Regions from separate parts of the Homo sapiens genome. Here region 2 is linked to region 1. Evidence: read pairs that join two places in POLR2A ChIA-PET (ENCODE). Cell type or tissue: Panc1. All regions are shown on one strand. Each heading gives the region's core, and the rest is flanking DNA. Links, peaks and the distances in the headings are about the cores only. Region 1 has its middle 26 kb from the start of IGFBP4. Region 2 overlaps RARA (retinoic acid receptor alpha).

Evidence for each region. ChIA-PET counts read pairs that join two places held together with the same protein. Peaks named below come from ENCODE experiments on the same cell type or tissue, not always from the same donor. Only the 100,000 strongest peaks of a DNase experiment are listed, where the experiment ranks them.
Region 2: POLR2A ChIA-PET joins it to region 1 with 5 read pairs; 3 of 35 experiments call an interaction of 5 or more read pairs at or near these places.

What each region holds. Positions count from the first base shown.
Region 1 is chr17:40,463,966-40,474,455 of GRCh38, forward strand. No RefSeq gene overlaps it. Among named protein-coding and RNA genes, the nearest start is that of IGFBP4, 26 kb to the left of the region's middle. RefSeq lists enhancers at 6,812-7,703, 7,704-8,593. In Panc1, for the core only: no CTCF peak of the experiment used is centred there; no DNase peak of the experiment used is centred there.
Region 2 is chr17:40,330,341-40,340,830 of GRCh38, forward strand. RARA (retinoic acid receptor alpha) reads left to right here. Exons shown (of 9, transcript NM_000964.4): 2 at 517-1,056. The coding sequence starts at 879. Among named protein-coding and RNA genes, the nearest start is that of RARA-AS1, 7.6 kb to the right of the region's middle. In Panc1, for the core only: no CTCF peak of the experiment used is centred there; no DNase peak of the experiment used is centred there; H3K27ac peaks cover 2,360 bases.

The DNA of each region.
Region 1 (10,490 bases), core at 3,203-7,202:
GGGTCGGTGCAATCCTAAGTGGCAGGTGGGCAGGGAGGGGGTAAAAGGGGGACGAGCAGAGGCTGCCAGGAGGCAGATCTCAAGGTTCTGGGGTGGGAGGTAGGAGAGGGGGCAGACCACACAGGAGGCTTTGGGGAGAGCAGGGCAGGGTCACGGCTGGAGAGGAGAGAGCAGGGTGTGTGTGTGCATGTGTGTGTGTGTGTGTGTGCGCATGTGTGCACATGTTCAGGGGAAGGGAAGAGATGGCTCTATCTTGTGGCTGAGAAAGGTCATCCCCAAGAAGAGCAGGGTTGGGACCAGCATGTTCCTCTCTGGCAGGTCCATAATGAAGATGGGAAACCGAGGCCTCGATGGGCCTGAACTGGCTTGTCGGAAGGTGTAAATGAACTGGTGGTGGAAGCAGATTAGAACTCAGGGCAGTATTCTTTCCCCCAGTGTCTCCTGGTGGGATAAAAAGGGGAACCTAAATAGGAAGGGGCACTTCGGGCACCAGAGAGGTGAAGCTAGGCCAGGGGCTTTCATTTGGGAGGAAGGAAGGAAGGGGGTGCAGTTTCTGGGCAGAAGAGCCATGATCCTACATGAGGGGGACGGAAGTGTGTGAGGTCCTGCTGGGGACCACACACTTATGTGGTGGCCTTATGTACCTGAGCTCAGGGGCAGATGAAGGCAGTGGAGAGGCATCTGGTTAGGACCCTGTGTAACACCCTCCAGAGGCCTCCTGTTGAATACCTTCCTTGGCCTGTAGAGCTCTCTCCGAGTTTCTCCAGCCCCTTTAGTGTGATGCTGCCAACCTCAGGGCCTTTGCACGTGCTGTTCCCTCTGCCGAATCACTCTCACCCCTGCTCTTCACAAGGCTGGCTCCCCTACCTCCAGCCTTCAGCCAAATGTCACCTCCCGTGAGAGTCCTTCCCTGACCATCCTAGGTAAAGAATCTCCCTCAACCTTACTTTTCTACCATCTTGTTTATTTCCTGCATAATGTTTTTCACAATTGTTTCTTGGGTTCCCCTGTTTTGCTAAAACACATGCTGGTCTTATTTAATTACACTTGAATCTCCAGAGCCGGGTGCACAGTAGGAGCTCAACGAATGCTTATTGAATGAATAAATGAATAAAAAAGGAAACAGGAAGCAGTCCTGGGTGGCTGCAGGGCTGAAGGCTTCTTATAAGGGGACCAGGGTCCTCTGCCCAGTCCTGCCTTTCTCTTCACTCTTCCTACCCTAGCCCCGTGGGGTCCCTGAGGACAGCCCAGGTGGCAGAAGCCTTCCTGGGACAGGAGAGCTCAGTGCAACAAGAAAGCTGGCACTTGAGGCCAAGCAAGGTGGCTCATGCCTGTAATCCCAGCACTTTGGGAGGCCGAGGTGAGCGAATCACCTGAGGTCGGGAGTTCGAGACCAGCCTGACCAACATGGAGAAACCCTGTCTCTACTAAAAATACAAAATTAGCTGGGCGTGGTGGCGTATGCCTGTAATCTCAGCTACTCAGGAGGCTGAGGCAGGAGAATTGCTTGAACCTGGGAGGTGGAGGTTGCGGTGAGCCGAGATCGCGCCATTGCACTCCAGCCTGGGCAACAAGAGCAAAACTCTGTCTCAAAGAAAAAAAAAAAAAAAAAGCTGGCACTTGGATAACTTTCTTTTTTTTGTTGTTGTTTTTGTTTTGAGACAGGGTTTTACTCTGTCGCCCAGGCTAGAGTGCAGTGGTGTGATTATGGCTCACTGCAGCCTCAACCTCTGGGATCAAGAGATCCTCCCACCTCTTGAATAGCTGGGACCACAGGTGTACACCACCACACCCAGCTAATTTCTGTATTTTTTTTGTAGAGACAGGGCTTCGACATGTTGCCCAGGCTGGTCTCAAACTCCTGGGCTCAAGCCATCCTCCTGCCTCGGCATCCCAAAGTTTTGGGATAACAGGCATGAGCCACCCCAGCCAGCTAGCCGTCTTTCTATCTATGCCTCTGTCTTTCTGTGGGTTCCTTTGCCTCTGGTCCTGGTTCTCTTATTTGGTTCTTATCTTTCCATTTTCTGTGTCTTGCTGTCCTGTGCTCCTGTCCCTTTTCTCCCTCTCCATCTCCCTCTCCCACTACCTCTTTTTTTGTTTGCTTGTTTGTTTGAGATGGAGTCTCACTCTGTCACCCAGGCTGGAGTACAGTGGCGTGATCTCAGCTCACTGCATCCTCCTCCTCCCTTGTTCAAGTGATTCTCCTGCCTCAGCCTCCTGAGTAGCTGAGATTACAGGCGCACGCCACCACACCTGGTTAATTTTTGTATTTTTAGTAGAGACTGAGTTTCACCATGTTGCCCAGGCTGGTCTCGATTTCCTGACCTCAGGTGATCCACCCACCTCAGCCTCCCGAAGAGCTGGGATTACAGGCATGAGCCACCACACCTGGCCTCCCCCTACCTCTTAAATCTGCCCCATCACTGGGTTTTCCTGCGTGCTGCTCCCCGACACTACTCCGTGGTCTGCCTGGAACCGAGGCATGCCCTCTCCTGCCACCACAAAAGACCCTCCGCAGTGCGAGATAGGCTCTGTCATAATGCCAAGGCTGCCTGGCTTTTGGGAGGGGAGGTGGATGGAGGAAGTGAGGGTGAGGCACCAGGGATCTCCCCACACACCTGCCCCCAAACACGTTGTCTGAGGGCTCAGGCGGCCCCCACCCTTCAGGCAGGGCAAAGTGGGTGGTTCTCTGTTCATCTTCCTCCTCTCCTCCACCATGCATTGGTTTCCATCTTGGCAACTTGGGAGAATGATTGGCTGCCCTGTCTGGGAGGATGGTCCTCATGAGGGTATCTCAGAGAGTCCTGCCTGGCTGATGGGAGGGGTGGGACGGGGCCCTGACTCAGAACTCAGGTTTTCATCCCTATCCTAAGCTGGATCCTCCTGGCCCTCCGCATTTCAGGAGAGGGTTCCATCATCATTCCTGTAGGCTGGAACCCTGGGAGTCCTTCTAGATAACCCCCTCCCCTACTTCTCACTCCTGTTCCATCTTGAAGTCCTGTGGATTTTAACTCGCAGTACCTCTCCACTCTATCCCTGCTGTCCTGCCTCCATCCAGGTCCTAGACGTAGCCTCCACCATTGCTTCCCTTGCTTATTCCACAGCCATTCTCAGCTTATTAATCGCCAGGTTTTTTTTTTTTTTGACAGAGTCTCGCTCTGTTGCCTAGGCTGGAGTGCAGTGGTGCAATTTGGCTCACTGCAACCTCCACTTCCTGGGTTCAGGCAATTCTCCTGCCTCAACCTCCCAAGTAGCTGGGATTACAGGCGTATGCCACCACACCCGGCTAATTTTTATATTTTTACTAGAGATGGGGTTTCACCATATTGGCCAGGCTGGTCTTGAACACCTGACCTCATGTGATCCACCCATCTTGGCCTCCCAAAGTGCTGAAATTACAGGCATGAGCCACCGCACCTGGCCCCCAATCAGTTCTTCCTACAATACCAGGAAATTGAGTCCTGTCAGCCTCTTGCTTCCCTGGCCTCTCAGGGAAGGGTCAAGACCAAAGCCCCCAACATGAGCTGGAGGTCCTGCTTGGCCTAGCCCCTGCTGACCTCACCAGGCCCCCTGCCCCTCACACCCCCTTGCTCTCTGGGGCCGCTAGCCAGACTGGCTGTATTGCATTCCCTTCCACCACAGGGTCTTTGCACATGCTGGTCCCTCTGCTTTCAATGCTCCCAATGCCCCCTCCTCCACACCCCCTGACAATGGATTTTTCTTCAGCTCTCATCTCAGCCATCATCACCTCCTCAGGGAAGCCCTCCCTGACTTCCCTGAGCAGGTCAATTCTCCTGAGTATTCATTTCAGAGCACCTTGAGCATCTTCTCAATGGAAGAATATTTAGTTAGGCATTCACAGTGCAGTTACTCTGTATCTTTGTCCCTCTTTTTCTTTTTCTTTCTTTATTTTTTATTTTATTTATTTATTTTTTGAGATGGAGTCTTGCTCTGTCACCCAGGCTGGAGTGCAGTGGTGCAATCTTGGCTCATTGCAAGCTCTGCCTCCCAGGTTCACGCCATTCTCCTGCCTCAGCCTCCTGAGTAGCTGGGACTACAGGCGCCTTCCACCATGCCCAGCTATTTTTTTGTATTTTCAGTAGAGACGGGGTTTCACCGTGTTAGCCAGGATGGTCTCGATCTCCTGACCTCGTGATACACCCGCCTTGGCCTCCCAAAGTGCTGGGATTACAGGTGTGAGCCACTGCGCCTGGCCTTCTTTTTATTTTTTTGAGAGGGAGCCTTGCTGTGTTGCCCAGGCTGGAGTGCAGTGGCGCAATCTTGGCTCACTGCAACCTCCACCTCCCGGGTTCAAGAGATTCTCCTGCCTCAGCCTCCTGAGTAGCTGGGATTACAGGCGCCCGCCACCACACCCGGCTAATTTTTGTATTTTTAGTAGAGGTGGGGTTTCACCATGTTGGTCAGGCTGGTTTTGAACTCCTGACCTCATGATCTGCCCGCTTCGGCCTCCCAAAGTGCTGGGATTACAGGCATGAGCCACCGCCGGCTATCCTTCATTTTTATAAGCTCCATGAGGTCAGGAACCTCATTCATCAGTGTAGTTCCAGGCTACATGTTTAGAAAATAAAAAACACAGGCCATCTAGTTCTGTGTGAATTTCAGATAAAGAACAAATAATTTTTTAGCATAAGTGTGTCCCAACCCCATCTCTAAGGGCTAAGCACAGTGCCAGATAAACAGGAGGCCTGAGGCAGATACTGAATGATTACTGAATAAATGTAGCAAGGGGCTTTCTGCCTGTCTCTTCAATGCCTACTGCCCATAGATGCTTTTCTCCTGTGCTCTGTACCCTTGGCACCTAGTAGCCCTATTTCTTCATTTTTTTTTTTTTTGAGATGGAGTCTCCGTCACTTTGTCACAAGCTGAAGCGCAGTGGTGTGACCTCAGCTCACTGCAACCTTCGCCTCCCGGGTTCGAGGGATTCTCCCGCCTCAGTCTCCCGAGTAGCTGGGATTACAGACATGTGCTACCATGTCTGGCTAATTTTTGTACTTTTTTGTGGAGATGGGGTTTCACCACGTTGGCCAGGCTGGTCTCGAACTCCTGACCTCAAATGATCCGCCTGCCTCGGCCTTCCAAAGAGCTGGGATTATAAGTGTGAGCCACTGGGCCTGACTTATTTCTCCATTTTGTAAGAGGGAATGTGTCTCTGTAGATTGCCTCGATTTGGGTCTCCTGTCTTCTGGCCCTGTTCTCTCTCTGGGTTTCCTTCTTTTCGGATGGCCCTCCTCCTGGTCTGTTTCTCCATGCCCTCTTTTATTTTTTTTTATTTTTTATTTTTTTCTGTTTCTCCATTTCTCTTTTTTTCCTGTCTTTTATTTTCTTGAAAAGGAGTTTCTCTCTGTTGTCCAGGCTGGAGGGCAGTGACGTGATCACTGCAATCTCTGCCTCCCTGATTCAACAATTCTCCTGCCTCAGCCTCCCGAGTAGCTAGGATTACAGGTGTGCACCACCACGCCAGGCTAATTTTTGTATTTTTGTAGAGATGGGGTTTCACCATGTTGGCCAGGCTGGTCTCGAATTTCTGACCTCAGGTGATCCATCCCCCTCAGCCTCCCAACGTGCTGGGATTACAGGTGTGAGCCACCGTGCCTGGCCCTGACTTTTTATTTTTGTCTCCCTCTCTCTTTGCTTGTCTTCCCTCCCTTCTCCCCATCCCATCTACTCACAAGTAGCTGGGGGTAGAGTGGTTTCCCGGGGGTCTCTGTCTTTCCCAGCCAGGATCCTTGGGTCTCATTATGGGGCGTCCACGAAGGAGACTTGCTCTGGCAGGAGTGGGTTTCAAGCACTGCAGGAGGAGGTAAATTTGCTTGGAGCATTTGGTTTGGATCCTTGGTCCTGATGGAAGATTCTGGGTGGGGGATTACAGGGGAGATGTGCTGGCTTCTAGGCAGAAAGAGAGAGGCATGACTTTTTCAATTTCCTGAGTAGCCTGGGGCTAGGGATCAGGGTGGGAGGGGGAACCTAACCCCCAATGGAAGAAGAGGCATTTGGCAGAGACACCAGGAGGGACAGACAACCCTGTCCTGGTGTGCCTGAAGGCAGGGTATTGGATTTGATGACCTTGGGCTCAATAAACTCCAAATGTCTGCTTTCATCTCCATCACCATCGTCATCATTATCATCAGCAGCCATGGGATCAGATTGCCTGGGTTCAGATCCCACTCTGCCACTTATGGTTGAACCTTGGGAAATTTACCTAATTTTTGAATCCACAGTTTCATGTCCATCAAATGAGGATAAATAATAGTACTTAGGTAGTGTTGTTGTCAAGATTAAATGAGCTAACATATGGCAAAGCTTCTAACAGATACTACAGACCTACCATGTGCCAGGCACTGTTCTAGACGCTGGGGATTCAGTGGTGAACTAGACGAGTCTCTTTCTTCATGGAGCCCTCATTCCCGTGGCCCAGCACTCAGCACACATTGAGTGCTCAGTGAGAGAGCTGCAGATATGCTGCCCTTCCCATAAGGAGCATTTATACAGCACCCCAGAGACTCTGAAGTGCATTCATGACTGGTGCATTTATAAGGCTTCCCACAAACTTCATTCTGTGAGGTGGGTATTACAGTTGAGGAAACTGAGGCTCAATGCCCAGAGAAGTGACTTGCCCCAAACTGTGCAGCTAACCAGTGGCAGAAGGGACCTGCCACCAGATCTGCCTGACACCCAGGTTTCCATTTCTTTTTTTTTTTTTCTTTTTTAAGACAGAGTCTCACTCTGTTGCCCAGGCTGGAGTAGAGTGGCATGATCTCGGCTTATTGCAGCCTCTGCCTTCTGGGTTCAAGCAATTCTCCTGCCTCAGCCTCCCGAATAGCTGAGGCATGCACCACCGCCCCTGGATAATTTTTGTATTTTTGGTAGAGATGGGGTTTTTCCTTGTTTCCCAGGCTGGTCTCGAACTCCTGACTTCAAGTGATCTGCCCGCCTCAGCCTCCCAAAGTGCTGGGATTACAGGCATGAGCCACCACACCTGGCTGGCTTCCAGTTCCTGATGCAGAAGAAGCAAGTGTGTGTGTGTGTGTGTGTGCGCGCGCACGCATGTGTGTGTGTGCATGCGTGTGTATGTGTGTGCATGCATAGATGGGAGCGGAGTGAACTAAGGATATGTCCTTGTCAGTGTTCACAGGGTGTCAAGTCTGAATTCTTGGAGGGGAGAACATTGCTTCCTGGGGCACACGTAGGCCCCTCCCCCAGCTCCTGGCCAACCCTGCCTGCCTGGCTCTGCGTAGTTCACTGGGAGTGCAGCGCATATTTGTTGAATGCGTGAATGAATGAGTGTGTGTTGCTTGCCCTCCTACCCCCTCCTCATTCTTCCTCTCTGGTTCCCTCCTTCCTGGCTTGTCTGCCTGACCCCCAGGCCTGCTCCAGCCAAGCTCTACTTGCCTTTCTTGGCTAGTCCAGATGGGGAGAGGAGAACACTGAAAAGCCTTCCAGGAAACACTTACAAAAGAAGCCCCTGGCTGGCCCTGGGAGCCTGGGAAATCGAGGGTCTCCTTTCCTGGGGCTGAGGGCTCCAGCCTGGCCAGGACTGCAGCTTGGTGGGGATGGGGAACATGACCGGGCAGGACTCTGCCTGGATGGGTGCTGTGGATTGAGCTGTGTCCCGTCAAACTCGCATGCTGAAGCTCTCACTCCCAATGTGACTATATTTGGAGATAAGGCTTTTCTGAGGTAATTAAGGTTCAGTGAGGCCACAAGGGTGAGATTCTAATCAGATAGGATGGTGGCTTTATTTTATTGTATTTTATTTATTTATGTTTTTGAGACGGAGTCTCTCTCTGTCGCCTAGGCTGGAGTGCATGATCCACCCGCCTCAGCCTCCCAAAGTGCTGGGATTACAGGCATGAGCCACCGTGCCCGGCAGGATGGTGGCTTTATAAGAAAGGGAAGAGAGGGAGAGGGATCTCTTTCTCCATGCACACACACTGAAGAAAGACCATGTGAGCACACAGGGAGAAGGCAGCCATCTGCAAACCAGGAAGAGAGTCCTTATCCAAACCTGGCCATCATGGCACCCTGATCCTGGACTTTCAGCCCCCAGAACTGTGAGAAAATAAATTTCTGTTGTGTAAGCTGCCCAGTCTATGGTATTTTGTTATGGCAGCCCGAGAAGATGAATAATACAAGGGGGAATGCAGGCCCCTGGTCCTGTTCTGTCTCACATAGTCCTCCCAAGCTCAGAGGGAACCAGGGACCCAGGCCTGGATCGAGCAGACTCCTGCACCAGCCTGTCTCAGGGTGAGAGCTCCTCTTCTTAGGCTCTCATCCCTTCCCTGGTCTGAACTCCAGGTTCTCATCCCAGCACCCTTCTCCCCAGCCTGGGCCTCAGATGCCATCTCCTGCCTCCACTGCCATATTTCTAAAGCAGAAATCTGGTCAATTACTCCTCAGCTGACATGTCTCCCTGATGCAGGGCAGGCGAGCCCCAAATTGGGGCTTAGCCTGGGAGGGTTCTTGGCTTCATTCAGGGAATAATTCAAGGGCAAGCGGTGATAGAAGAAAGCAGCTTTCTAGAGGTGGCAGTGTCACAGCCCTGTGACTGCTCCTGCAGAGCAGGGCTACCCCAGTGTGCTGAGAGCTGCAGCTCAGTAGCTTCCACACTCATATTTGCACCCACTTTTAAACACATGCAAATTAAGGGGCAGATTATGCAGAGATTTGTAGAAAAAGGGTGATAACTTCTGGGTCATTAGGTTGTTGCTGCCATGGAAAGGGGTGGTAATTTCTGGGTGTTGCCACGGCAATGGTAAACTGACATGTCACACTGGTGGGTGTGTCTTATGGAAAGCTCCTCCCACCCCATCCCTGTTTTAGCTAGTCCTCAGTTTGGACCTGTGTCCAAGCCCTGCCTCTGGAGTGCAGTCCCGCTTCCTATCTCATCCTCATTACCTATGGGATAAAGCCCAAGCAGGGTGCCATGTATGACCATGCACTGCATAGCCCACAAAATCATACACAGCAGGCCTGAGTCCCATCTCCTTCATTCAGCAAGTATTCAATCTCCAGACATTCTCAGCTGGCACCCAAGGGTCCTGAGGGTCCTGTTGCTGTCTTTTTCTTCTGCTTTCTCTCTCACCTACTCCCTTAGGTACCATGTACTTGAGCCACACCAAACTTGGTACATCTTTTCATACCTGTGTGCTTCACACACGAATGTCTCCATCTGCTTTCTGTGAATGCTGGGGCAATAGGATGGGCATGGACTTGAAATCCTGTTTCTCTGCCATTTACAGTTAGGTGAATGTGGGCAAGTTAACCCTCTGAGCCCCAGTTTTCTAATCTGTAAAATGGGATTAGGCTTATATAATGTGCCTCAGATTGTATGTAGCACATGAGAGCCCCTCCCCACTCCTAAAAGTTGGTTTCTAACTCTCTTTGCATGCCGAACTCCTATTCATCCTTGAAGACCCAACTCAAATGTTACCTTCTTGGTAACATTGCCCTCCTTCCCTTCAAGTGGGTAAAGTTTATCTTTCTCAGTTTCTACTCTTTCCACCAGCCCTGCATAGCACTTATAAACCTCTGTTGGAAACACTGTCATATTTTTCTGTTTTCCTGGTTCACATGAATAAAGCACACAGCCAGAAAACATTTGTTGCATGAATTAAGGCACTGGCCCCTGGGTTGAAAGCCTTTAACCCTACCCCTGCCCTGGGTCTAAGACCTTGCCCTGGGTCTAAGCCCTGGCACAAGAATGCAGGATCAGAGGCCAGAGATAAAACAGAGCAGTGAGCAGCCTCCGCCCTCGGTGGGGCACGGGCATGGGGCGGTGGCTGGTCAGATGGTCGGGGTAAGGGCACTTCAGCCTCCTGGAGAGGTCTCTGTAGCCTGAGAGCAGGCAGGGTTTAGAGGGTGTGGGAACCTGAGTTTTTGTTTGTTTGTTTGTTTTAGAGATAGCATGTTGCTCTGTCAACCAGGCTGGAGTGCAGTGGCACGATCACAGCTCACTGCAACTTCCGCCTCCCAGTTTCAAGGGATTCTCATGCCTCAGTCTCCCGAGTACCTGGGACTACAGGTGCGCTACCTTGCCCGGCTAATTTTTGTATTTTTTGTAGAGATGGGGTTTCACCATGTTGGCCAGGCGGGTCTCAAACTGGAACCTGAGTTTTGAGAAATGATTGGCAGTGCGAGAGTCTCCCCAGTTCCCTTCTGCTGCATGTCCAGCCACCTGGGACAACGGGGCGAGGAAATTCAACTGGAAAAGAGCAAGAAGGAGGAAAGGTTTCTCTGCAAAGGGGTGATCGAGTAGAGAAGGCATAATGAGGAGAGATGGTGAGAAAGGAGAGAGGGGAAGTGGGAGAAGAGAGGGAGGGAGGGTGGGTGGTATGAGTGTGTACGGAGATCAAGAAAGGGATGGAGAGGGATGAAAAGACTGGGGAGAGAGACACTGGAGCGAGGGCTGCGGCAGGGGTTAAGACCCAGGGCTATAAGGCCTGGAGCCTCCTGGAGAGAACACTCCTCTG
Region 2 (10,490 bases), core at 2,652-6,651, 130 kb before region 1:
CCTGTGGGACAAACCCGTCTGGGGTGCTGGGGCTTGGATCTGGGGGGGAAGTGGTGTAAGAGGGGCCCCCTGGCTTAGGAGTCATTTTTCTGAGAAGTGCCAATGCTTTAGGGAAGCGGCTTTTCCTCCCCCTCCCTCTTCCCCCCCAGCACACGTTCTCTGCATCTTGACCTCAGGTAACCCTCACTGGGGGAAGGAGGGCCAGCTGCCCGTTTCTGCTGCAGTGATCCCTTGAGGTGGCACTGTGGACCCTTTCCCCTCAGGACTGTGGGTGAGAGGCCCTCCAAGGTTCTGGGCTCTGTCCCTGTCTCCCCAGCCTGGCTGTGCTATCTGCCACCCCCAGCAGTGTCTGGGCCCTGCTTCCAGGTCATCTCTGCCAGCCAGGCATGGTGCCAGCTGTCTGCTCAGCTGGGTGCCACGGGAAAATCTCCGGCAGCCCAGGTTGGGGAGCTCCACGGGGAATGCCTGTGTGCCTGTTCTTCAGTGCCCACTCACCTGTCTTTCTTTTTTCTGCAGCATCACAGGACATGGCCCCCTCAGCCACCTAGCTGGGGCCCATCTAGGAGTGGCATCTTTTTTGGTGCCCTGAAGGCCAGCTCTGGACCTTCCCAGGAAAAGTGCCAGCTCACAGAACTGCTTGACCAAAGGACCGGCTCTTGAGACATCCCCCAACCCACCTGGCCCCCAGCTAGGGTGGGGGCTCCAGGAGACTGAGATTAGCCTGCCCTCTTTGGACAGCAGCTCCAGGACAGGGCGGGTGGGCTGACCACCCAAACCCCATCTGGGCCCAGGCCCCATGCCCCGAGGAGGGGTGGTCTGAAGCCCACCAGAGCCCCCTGCCAGACTGTCTGCCTCCCTTCTGACTGTGGCCGCTTGGCATGGCCAGCAACAGCAGCTCCTGCCCGACACCTGGGGGCGGGCACCTCAATGGGTACCCGGTGCCTCCCTACGCCTTCTTCTTCCCCCCTATGCTGGGTGGACTCTCCCCGCCAGGCGCTCTGACCACTCTCCAGCACCAGCTTCCAGTTAGTGGATATAGCACACCATCCCCAGCCAGTAAGTCTGGGTGTGGGGGCTGGGGTGGGAAGGGACTGTGGAGGGTGGCAGGCCTCAGAGCTTGGGCTCTGGGCACGTCTGTTCTGCTGTGAGTGGAAGGCACGGTGAGCGACAAGGTCTTCTCCAGTTGGGGTGACCATCATTTGAGGTCTTAAAAATGAAAGCCCTATGGCCTATAGGCTGATCATGGTGGTTGTGTTTGAAGTTGGGGGTGGCAGAGGGGGAGATGAAACCATGCTGTTCTGGCCTGCAGTGGCCCTCGCACCCCTCTTCTGTGCTCTGCTGTTGGGGCCTTATAAATAGCTCCAAGGACTGGACACACAGGTTGGAGGTGGGTAAACAAACCTCTTGACATTTGATGGAAATGGCAGCTCTACCTAGAGTGAGAGCAGCACACCACCTACGCCCCACCCCCACTCAGTGCCTCTGAGGGAAAGGGCTTGAAGGAGCAGACCGAGGAAGGCTGGCTGGAACCCCACCTCTCCCCCTGCCAGCTCCACCCCCGGCCATGCTAGGATGTGCTTCCCTTTGTGGGGAGGATGAGAGGGAGGGGCCCACGGTCTAGCTGGGTGGATAGGGTGAGTGTCCCAGGAGGGGACACTTGGCCTGGACTCTGGCCTCGGACGCATGCATGGTCTTGGCAGGGCCTGTGTTTTCCTTGCCTCCACCCTCTGCCATGGAGGTCACTTGTTGGCTGGGCAGGGGTCTCAGTACCCTTCGCCGGCTGGCCGAGCCAGGTAGTGGGAGGTGGCGGCAGCTCTGGCCAGCTGGCAGAGTCCAGGGCTGGGGCCTGCCAGGCCGCTTACAGTAACTCTGGCCCCCAGGGCCCAGCTGGGCGCCAGGCCAGGGCTGGGGGGAGGAGGGAGCCGGGGCCTGGCCTGGGACGGGAGAGGGTGGAAGCAGCAGAATGGGCCATGGGCTGCTGGCTGGCCGGCTGGTCAGCTGCTGACCTGGGAAACGTGTCCCCACCTCTCCTGGCCAGCAGGGACTGCACACCTTGCCCTGTGCACCCACCACCCCTCTCACGGCTGCTGGCAAGCTGCCTGGCACCACTGCCCTATGTGCCTGGCTGGGCTGGGTCAGTGCCCCCTTCTCAGTGTGGGGGCAGCGCTCTCTCCCCGGAGCCAGGGAGTCTCTTTGTCCCTGGGGCAGGCCCTGGCTGGGCGCCTCACTGCCCGCACTGGCTGGGTGCCCACCACCACCACTGCTTCCTGGATCGCCTCCTCTGGCTTAGCTGTGGCCCCCTCCCTCCCAGGCTCCACCAGCCACCAGGAGCAGGGACTCTATGTCTGTGTTTCTTTGTGTTCCCCGCCCTTTATGCCCTGGGGCCAGGGGGCAGGCAGGTGCTGCCTCAGTTTCTCCTGCCACCCCTTATCAAACCTTCATCTTCTGTTTCTGCTGTCTCTTCTCTCCACCTCATATAGGAGTATGGGATGGATGGAGTCTGGGGACTCTGATTCTGGTCTGGTCCTATAGTCTGTGTTAGTGATGGGGAGAGGCCAGCCTCTGGGGTTTGGGGCTACTAGGGAATGCATTGGTGTATCTTTGTAGAATATTCACTGCATTTAAAGGGACTGTGATTTACATTCTGGACTTGGATCACTGGAACTAGAAGACTGTCTGCTTCCTGACAGGGTAGGGTTTTATTTTTATTTATTTATTTATTTTTTTGAGACAGAGTCTTGCTCTGTCACCGAGGCTGGAGTGCAGTGGTGCGATCTCGGCTCACTGCAACTTCCGCCTTCCGGAATCAAGCAACTCTTCCGCTTCGGCCTCCCATGTAGCTGGGACTACAGGCGTACGCCACCATGCCCGGCTACTTTTGGTATTTTTAGTAGAGACGGGATTTCTCCATATTGGCCAGGGTGGTCTTGAACTCCTGACCTCATGATCCGCCCGCCTTGGCCTCCCAAAGTGCTAGGATTATAGGCATGAGCCAACGCGCCTGGCCATTTTTATGTTTTAAGACAGGGTCTTCCTCTGTTGCCCAGGCTGGAGTGCAGTGGCACCATCTTGGCTTAATGCAGTCTCGGCCTCCCAGCGATTCTCATGCCTCATCCCGAGTAGCTGTGATTACAGGTGCGTGTCACCACACCTAGCTAATTTTTTTTGTATTTTTAGTAGAGATGGGGTTTTGCCATGTTGGCCAGGCCAGTCTTGGACTCCTGGCCTCAAGTCATCTGCCCGCCTCAGCCTCCCAAAGTGTTGGGATTACAGGCATGAGCCACTGTGCCTGGCTTTCTTTCTTTTTTTTTTTTCTCATAGGGTCTCACTCTGTCTCCCAGGCTGGAGTGCAGTGGCATGATCATAGCTCAGTGCAGGCTTGAACTCTTGGGCTCAAGGCGTTCTACTGCCTCAGCCTCTCGAGTAGCTGGGACTACAGGTGCGTGCCACCACACCAGGCTGATTTTTTGATTTTTCATAGAGACAAGGTCTCACCATGTTGCCCAGGCTGGTCTCAAACTCCTGAGCTCAAGCAGTCCTCCTATCTTGGCCTCCCAAAGTGCTGGAGATATGGGCATGTACCACTGCACCCAGCTCAGGGTAGGATTTTTGACGGGGGAGGAGTTAGGGACCTGCGACCTGGTGCCTGTGGACAACTTGTCCTAACCCAGGTGATGGCAACAGAGTTCCCAGACACTCTGTCCATCTGGAGCCTGGGCTCATTGGAGGGTTGGAGGTGGGGGCTGGGGCCTGGCCCCATCCTTGCCCATCCTGGCCAGAGGGAGCAAATGCTTTGCCTTCCCCTCCCCTCAATGTTGCAAGCTTCTTCCTCTTTCTTAGAGGTGGGTGGGGAAGGCTTCCCATCCTGGTAACCTTCTCCCCAAATGTGGGTGGGGTGCCCACATTTCAGGCAAGTGTAGCCTTCTTCGGCTTTCTCCACCCAGGTTAGGCAATGCCCCCTTCCTGCCCCCTCCCTCTGTGAGCCTTTTGGTTTCCCTGCCCCTCCCCTCTCCCTAGTAAACAACAACAACTTCTCTCCCTGCCCAGACCCTTAGCTTCTGAGCTTCTCACTGACCTTCCTCTTCTCTGGGACAAGGTGTGGCCATGGGTCTGAGGGAGCCTGGCATCTCCCTCCTTCTGCAGAGCCAGGGCTGCCTGGTGGACAGAGCTCCTGAGCTCTGAGTAGGAAAGCATGGCAGATAAAATTATCACATGCCTGGCCTCAGAGATGGAGGCAGTTTAGCCTTCCCTGCTTGCCTGGCCTTAGGGCTGGTGCTGAGGGTGAGGCAGTTCCCAGGAGAGGTGGCAATCCATGGTCCTCCATTCCTGCAGGAGCAGTGGTATGCCCCAGTCTGCCCATACCCTTTTTGTAGGAATTCTTGCTGATGAGGCTTCCTACTCCCATTCCCCATCCAACAAAGGTGTTGGGTCCCTCCTCCCCCTCATCCCTTTCCCCAGGTGGGGAGGAGGCAGCACATTAGGTGGCCTGGGTGCGCCCTTCAGAGACCTAGTAGCCTATGGGACCAACAGAAACCCTCTCCAGGTCACTGTGGGGAGGGCTGTGTATTTGTTCTGCTACAGCCAGGGTGGGAGCCCTAGAGATGGTCCGGCGATTCTCCCCGCCCCCTAAACTGGCCCCTGGGGCTTGGTCTCTGAAGACTGGTGTTTACTGTGGAGGTCTCAGATTCTGTGTGCACTACGGGTCAGGGCTGTGTGTGTTTTGGGGGTGGGGTCACGGTTGGGTGTGTGTTGGGAAGGGGATTAATGACTTGTGTGTATTGGGTGAGAGGGTTAGAGAGCTGAGTGTGTTTTGGGGGAATTAAATCCAGAGCTAAGGAGGGAGAGTCAGCCTGTCTGTGTGTTGGTGTTGGGGCTGGGAGGGGGAGTGACTTAGGGCACAGAGTGTTTAAAGAGGAGTGGTCTTTCGTTTGGGTTCTTAACCTTTCTTGGCTGGAGGGGAGAACTGATCTGCCTTTTTTTGTTCACCCTGGGAATTCCATGGGCAAAGGGGTCTGACTGGGGGCTGTGGAGTAGGCATTTAGTGCTGAGTTTAAAACTTGGACACTGGGCTGGGCGTGGTGACTCATGCCTGTAATCCCAGCACTTTGGCAGGCCAAGGCGGGCGGATGACCTGAGGTCAGGAGTTTGAGACCAGCCTGGCCAACATGGTGAAACCCCATCTCTACTAAAAATACAAAAATTAGGCAGGCGAGGTGGCACGTGTCTGTAATCCCAGCTACTCGGGAGGCTGAGGCTAGAGAATCGCTTGAACCCAGGAGGCAGAGGTTGCAGTAAACCGAGATCATGCCACTGCACTCCAGCCTGGGGGATAGAGCGAGCCTCTGTCTCCGAAAAAAAAAGATAATAAAATAAAACTTAAGACACTGGCTGCGTGCAGTGGCGCCTGCCTGTAATCCCAGCACTTTTGGAGGCTGAGGTAGGGACTTCAGCCCAGGAATTTGAGACAAGCCTGGACAACATAGTGAGACCCTGCCTCTACCAAAGAGAAGAAATTAGCCAGGTGTGGTAGCGTGTGCCTATAGTCTCAGCTACTCGGGAGGCTGAGGTGGGAGGATTGCATGAGCCTGAGAGGTTGAGGCTGCAGTGAGCTATGATCACGCCACTGCACTCCAGCCTGGTGGGTGACAGAGCAAGACCCTGTCTCAAAAACAACAACAACTTGGACATTTATGTCACATACAACTTGCTGATAACCTCTCTGAGCATGTTTCTTTTTTGTTGTTGTTTGTTTTGAGACGGAGTCCTGCTCTGTCGCCCAGGCTGGAGTACAGTGGTGCAATCTCTCAGCTCACTGAAACCCTCTGCCTCCAGGTTCAAGCGATTCTCTTGCCACAGCCTCCTGAGTAGCTGGGATTACAGGCGCCCGCCACTATGCTGGACTAATTTTTTTGTATTTTTAGTAGAGATGGGGTTCCTCCTTATTAGGCTGGTCTTGAACTCCTGACCTCAGGTGATCCGCCCACCTCGGCATCCCAAAGTGCTGGGATTACAGGTGTGAGCCACTGCACCTGGCCAAAGACATTTATTCATTTATTTATTTATTTGTTTTAGACAGAGTCTAGCTCTGTTAGCCAGGCTGGAGTGCAGTGGCACGATCTTGGCTCACCGCAACCTCTGCCTCCCAGGTTCAAGCCATTCTCCTGTAGCCTCCCAAGTAGCTGGGACTACAGATGCATGCCACCATGCCCGGCTAATTTTTTGTATTTTTAGTGGAGATGGAGTTTCACCATGTTAGCCAGGATGGTCTCGATCTCCTGACCTCCCAATCCGCCTGCCTCGGCCTCCCAAAGTGCTGGGATTACAGGCATGAGCCACCGCGCCCGGCTTGTTGTTATTTTTTTGTTTTGTTTTTGAGACGGAGTCTCATTCTGTCACCCGGGCTGGAGTGCAGTGGCTCGATCTCGGTTCACTGCAACCTTTGCCTCCCGGGCTCAAGCGATTCTCCTGCCTCAGCCTCCCAAGTAGCTGGGACTACAGGCGTGTGCCGCTACGCCCAGCTAATTTTTGTATTTTTAGTAGAGGTGGGGTTTCACCATGTTGGTTGGCCAGGATGGTCTCCATCTCTTGACCTTGTGATCCGCCCGCCTCGGCCTCCTAAAGTGCTGGGATTACAGGCATCAGCCACTGTGCCTGGCCGTGACCCAGACCCTTTGTAGGTGGGAGCTGGAGAGAATGGGATGCTAACATCTATAGAGCACCTACTGTGTGTCAGGGGCTTTGTCTGTGTTTTACAAATTTTAATCCCTGCAATCCTGGAAGAGGGACATTATCCCCACTTACACAGAGGACACAGTGCTGGGGGAGGTTAAAGTACTGCAGAATCATGACTGTAGGATTGTAAAGCTGGGCTGTTTTCCACCATCTACATAGGCAGCTTTGAGAGTGGATTGTGGGGCACACTCTTGGGTGTGGGAAGTGTGGGGGGTGGGGCTTAGTGCTGACTGAAACCCCCTTCCCCACTGTAGAGGCCCTTTCTCTGCCTTAGAACCTACCTTTCCCCGGTAGGGGGTGTAGGGAAGGCCCAAGCCATACCCCCTCCTCTCTGTTTTGGATCCTGAAGGCTGGAGAGAAAGAAAGATAAGGGGCCTGGGCCAGATCTCCATCCTGTCCTGGAAGCTGTGGATACAATCTGTTCACACCATCCCCACCCCCAAATCTGCCCGCTGTAGCCCACGGGAGTTTGCAGAACTCAGCGGGCACCCTCCCCCCGATCTCCAGACACTGAAGGAACAGAATGTAAAAGCCACAGTTCTTATTCTTAATTTGTTTCAATTTGTGGATGGAGGCAAAGAAGTTGCAAGCCATCAACAGAGGAGCCGGGGATGGGAGCCCCAAAAGGGTGGCTGCATGTTTGCTTCGTGTGCCTAGAGACTGGGGAATGCCCGAGGGTCTGGGTGAGCCCCAGCAGAAGGCAGAAAGGAGGAGGTTGTGTCCTTCCCTTCTTCCTATCCTCTGCCACTTCCTCGCTGTTGCAGTCTGTGCATACTGCCTCCTTCCCTGCTTCCCACTCTTTCCCTGGACAATAGGAGGGACAGCCCAGGCGGAGGGACAGCCCAGGCAGAGGGACAGCCCAGGTGGAGGGAGTGCTGCCTAGCAATGCCTTTCTTGGAGTCCGAAATGTAGAGTCAGACAAAAGAACATGACATGGAGTTTTTAATGAAAATGGGGTCCCTCACCTTTTATCTCCCAGCAAGGATAATGCACAGGTTCCCTCTGGACAAGATCCCAGCATAGACGCGGGGAGGGAACTCAGGGAAGGAAGCCCGTCTTCCTTTTAGGTGGGTCAGGGCCGAGGTATTGTGTCTACCCCATGCCAAGGGATGTGTTGCTTATGGGGCTGTACCAGTGCAGGCCTGCCTGCCCTTTGAGGGAGTAGTGTCTGTGGGAAGAGGAAGTGGTTTCCATCTCTAAGTCATTTTGGGGCAGTGCCTTCTTCCTCCTCCTCCTCTGTGGAGTTGGGGCACAGCGAGGGATTGGGCCTCCCAGGGTTGACTGGAGGCCACTCAACCTTTGGCTGTCAGAAATAGAGGTGCTCCCCTCCCCATTTTGACTTCTGGGTTGCTGGAAACCTCAACCAGCCCACAGACCAAGGGCCTTCCATGGGCAGGAGTCTTAAAGGACAGTTCTTCCTGTGTGGCCTTGGGCAGGTCACCCAAGCTCTCTCCAAATCTGTTTCCTCCTCCTTAAAGCAAGACTTCTGGCTGGGCACGGTGGCTCACACCTATAATCCCAGCTACTCGGGAGGCTGAGGCAGGAGAATCACTTGAACCCGGAGGTGGAGGTTGTAGTGAGCCGAGATCGCGCCATTGCACTCCAGCCCGGGTAACAGAGCAAGACTTGGACTCAAAAAAAAAAAAAAAAAAAAAGCGTGGGCACGGTGGCTCATGCCTGTAATCCCAGCACTTTGGGAGGCCGAGGTGGGAGGATTGCTTGAGCTCAGGAGTTCAAGACCAGCCTTGGCAAGATAGCGAAATAGCGAAACCCCATCTCTACAGAATATACCAAAATTAGCTGGGCATGCTGGTGCACACCTGTAATCCCAGCTACTTGGGAGGCTGAGGCATGAGAATTGCTTGAATCCGGGAGGTGGAGGCTGCAGTGGGCTGAGATCACACCACTGCACTCTAGCCTGGGTGACAGAACGAGACTCTGTCTCAAATAAATAAATAAAAATAAAAAAATAGAGCAAAACTTCTAATCTCTCCTTGGCTGGGCGAGTTGCCGTTAGGCCACGGTCGCCTGCTTCCTGCTGAGGCCCTTGGTGAGTTTCACGTACCCAGCAAGGCTGTGATAGTGAGGGGCAGGGTAGAGCTGGGTACTGTCTTGGGGGATGGTGCCACTCTATACTGGGAGCCAGTGTCCACCTGGCACTGGGCCTCATGATTTCCTGTTTGTTGTCCCCTCCAGATGGGGTTGGGGACAGGAGGGGGCCCTGCCTGGCACAAGTGGGGGCCAGTTTGGCCTGCACCTGCTGAGGGCTTACTAAACGCAAAGCCCTGAGAAGGAGCTGAGGGAGGGATAAGGCTGAGCAGGATGGGGCCCCAGGCCTGCAGACAGCTGCCGCTGGAGGCCCCCCAGCCCCAGCTGCGGGCCAGAGCCTTCCTTGTTTCCCACTTCTCCCACTGCCCCAGGACACTGTGTTCTGCTCTGACCTGCCCCATGACCTTGCTGTTGCCCAGAACGGGCCTCTTGCCCTAGCTTCTCCTCTCCAGCTCCGGAAATCCTATCTATCCTTCAAGGAACATCTTGAATGCCGCCTCTTCCCAGAAATCTTCACAGATGTTCCCCCTTGCTTGCCACACTCTGCCTCCCTACTTAGAATGCCTGTGGGTCCTTATTTATTTTTTAACAACACTCATCTCGCTACCCAGAAGTTGCTTCTCCCCTGTTCCTGCCATGAGCTGTAACCATTTGGGACATCTTTTCCTGACCACAAGGTCTTTGATGGCAGGGACAGAGTCTCAGGTCCCTTAGCGCCTTGCAGCTGTGAGCGCAGAGCCTTGCTCCATCATTTGAAAGATCCCGAAGGCATGGAAGCACTCTGTCCTCTTCGCCATTAGTCTCATCCACTGTCAAGATTTGCATACCTGCCCCCAGACCCCAGCATTCCATCTGTAGCCCTGACTGCACTTCAGGGCCCCACATCCACCTGTCCAGCAGCCCAGTGGACTTCTCTGCTTTGCAGTCTCAGGAACTTCACTGATGCGTAAGTCACACACAAGTCTCTTTGCTACCTCTTTTCCCATACCCCTTACCCCCACCCCCCCACGTTATTTGTACCTTTAAAATGTTTATTGAATCCACCTTCCTCTGTCCATCAGCACTTCCAGTTTCCTAGGCCAAGCCACCCTTGTCTGATGCCTGGACTGCTGCAGTAGCTTTTACCTGGTCTCTCTTGCCCTCCTATAATCCATTCTTCACACAACTACTGGAAAGATCTTTTTACACTGTAAATCTGATCTTTCCTTTGCTTGGAACCTTTCTATGGCTTTTCCTTGCATTTAGGATAAAATCCAAAAGCCTTACTGAGGCCTATAAGCCCCCCTGGTCTGGCCTGAGCCCACCTCTCTAGCCTGGTCTTGTGTACCTTTTCCTTTTGAATTTTGTGCCCCATGATTCTAGCCTTCTGCCAGTTCCTTCAATGAACTCATCAACTGCTGTAACCCCAGGGCCTTTGCACAGACTCGCCCTTTAACTGGAACTACACTCCTTTCTACTCTTTGCCTGATTAACTTACAAACTTTCTCTTATGGTAGGTCTGTTTTATTTGAGTTCTTCCCTAATTTAGTTAAACCTAAATTAGGTACCTATGTTAATTCTTCAGAGCATAATAGCATTTATCTCAGTTTGCAATTGTGTGTGCATACAGTGATTATTTGCTTAATGGCTGTTGCTCCCTAAGGTCTACAAGGGCAGGTTCCCCAGGGTGTCCACATAGAAGGTGCTCAGAAAAATACCTTGAATTGGCC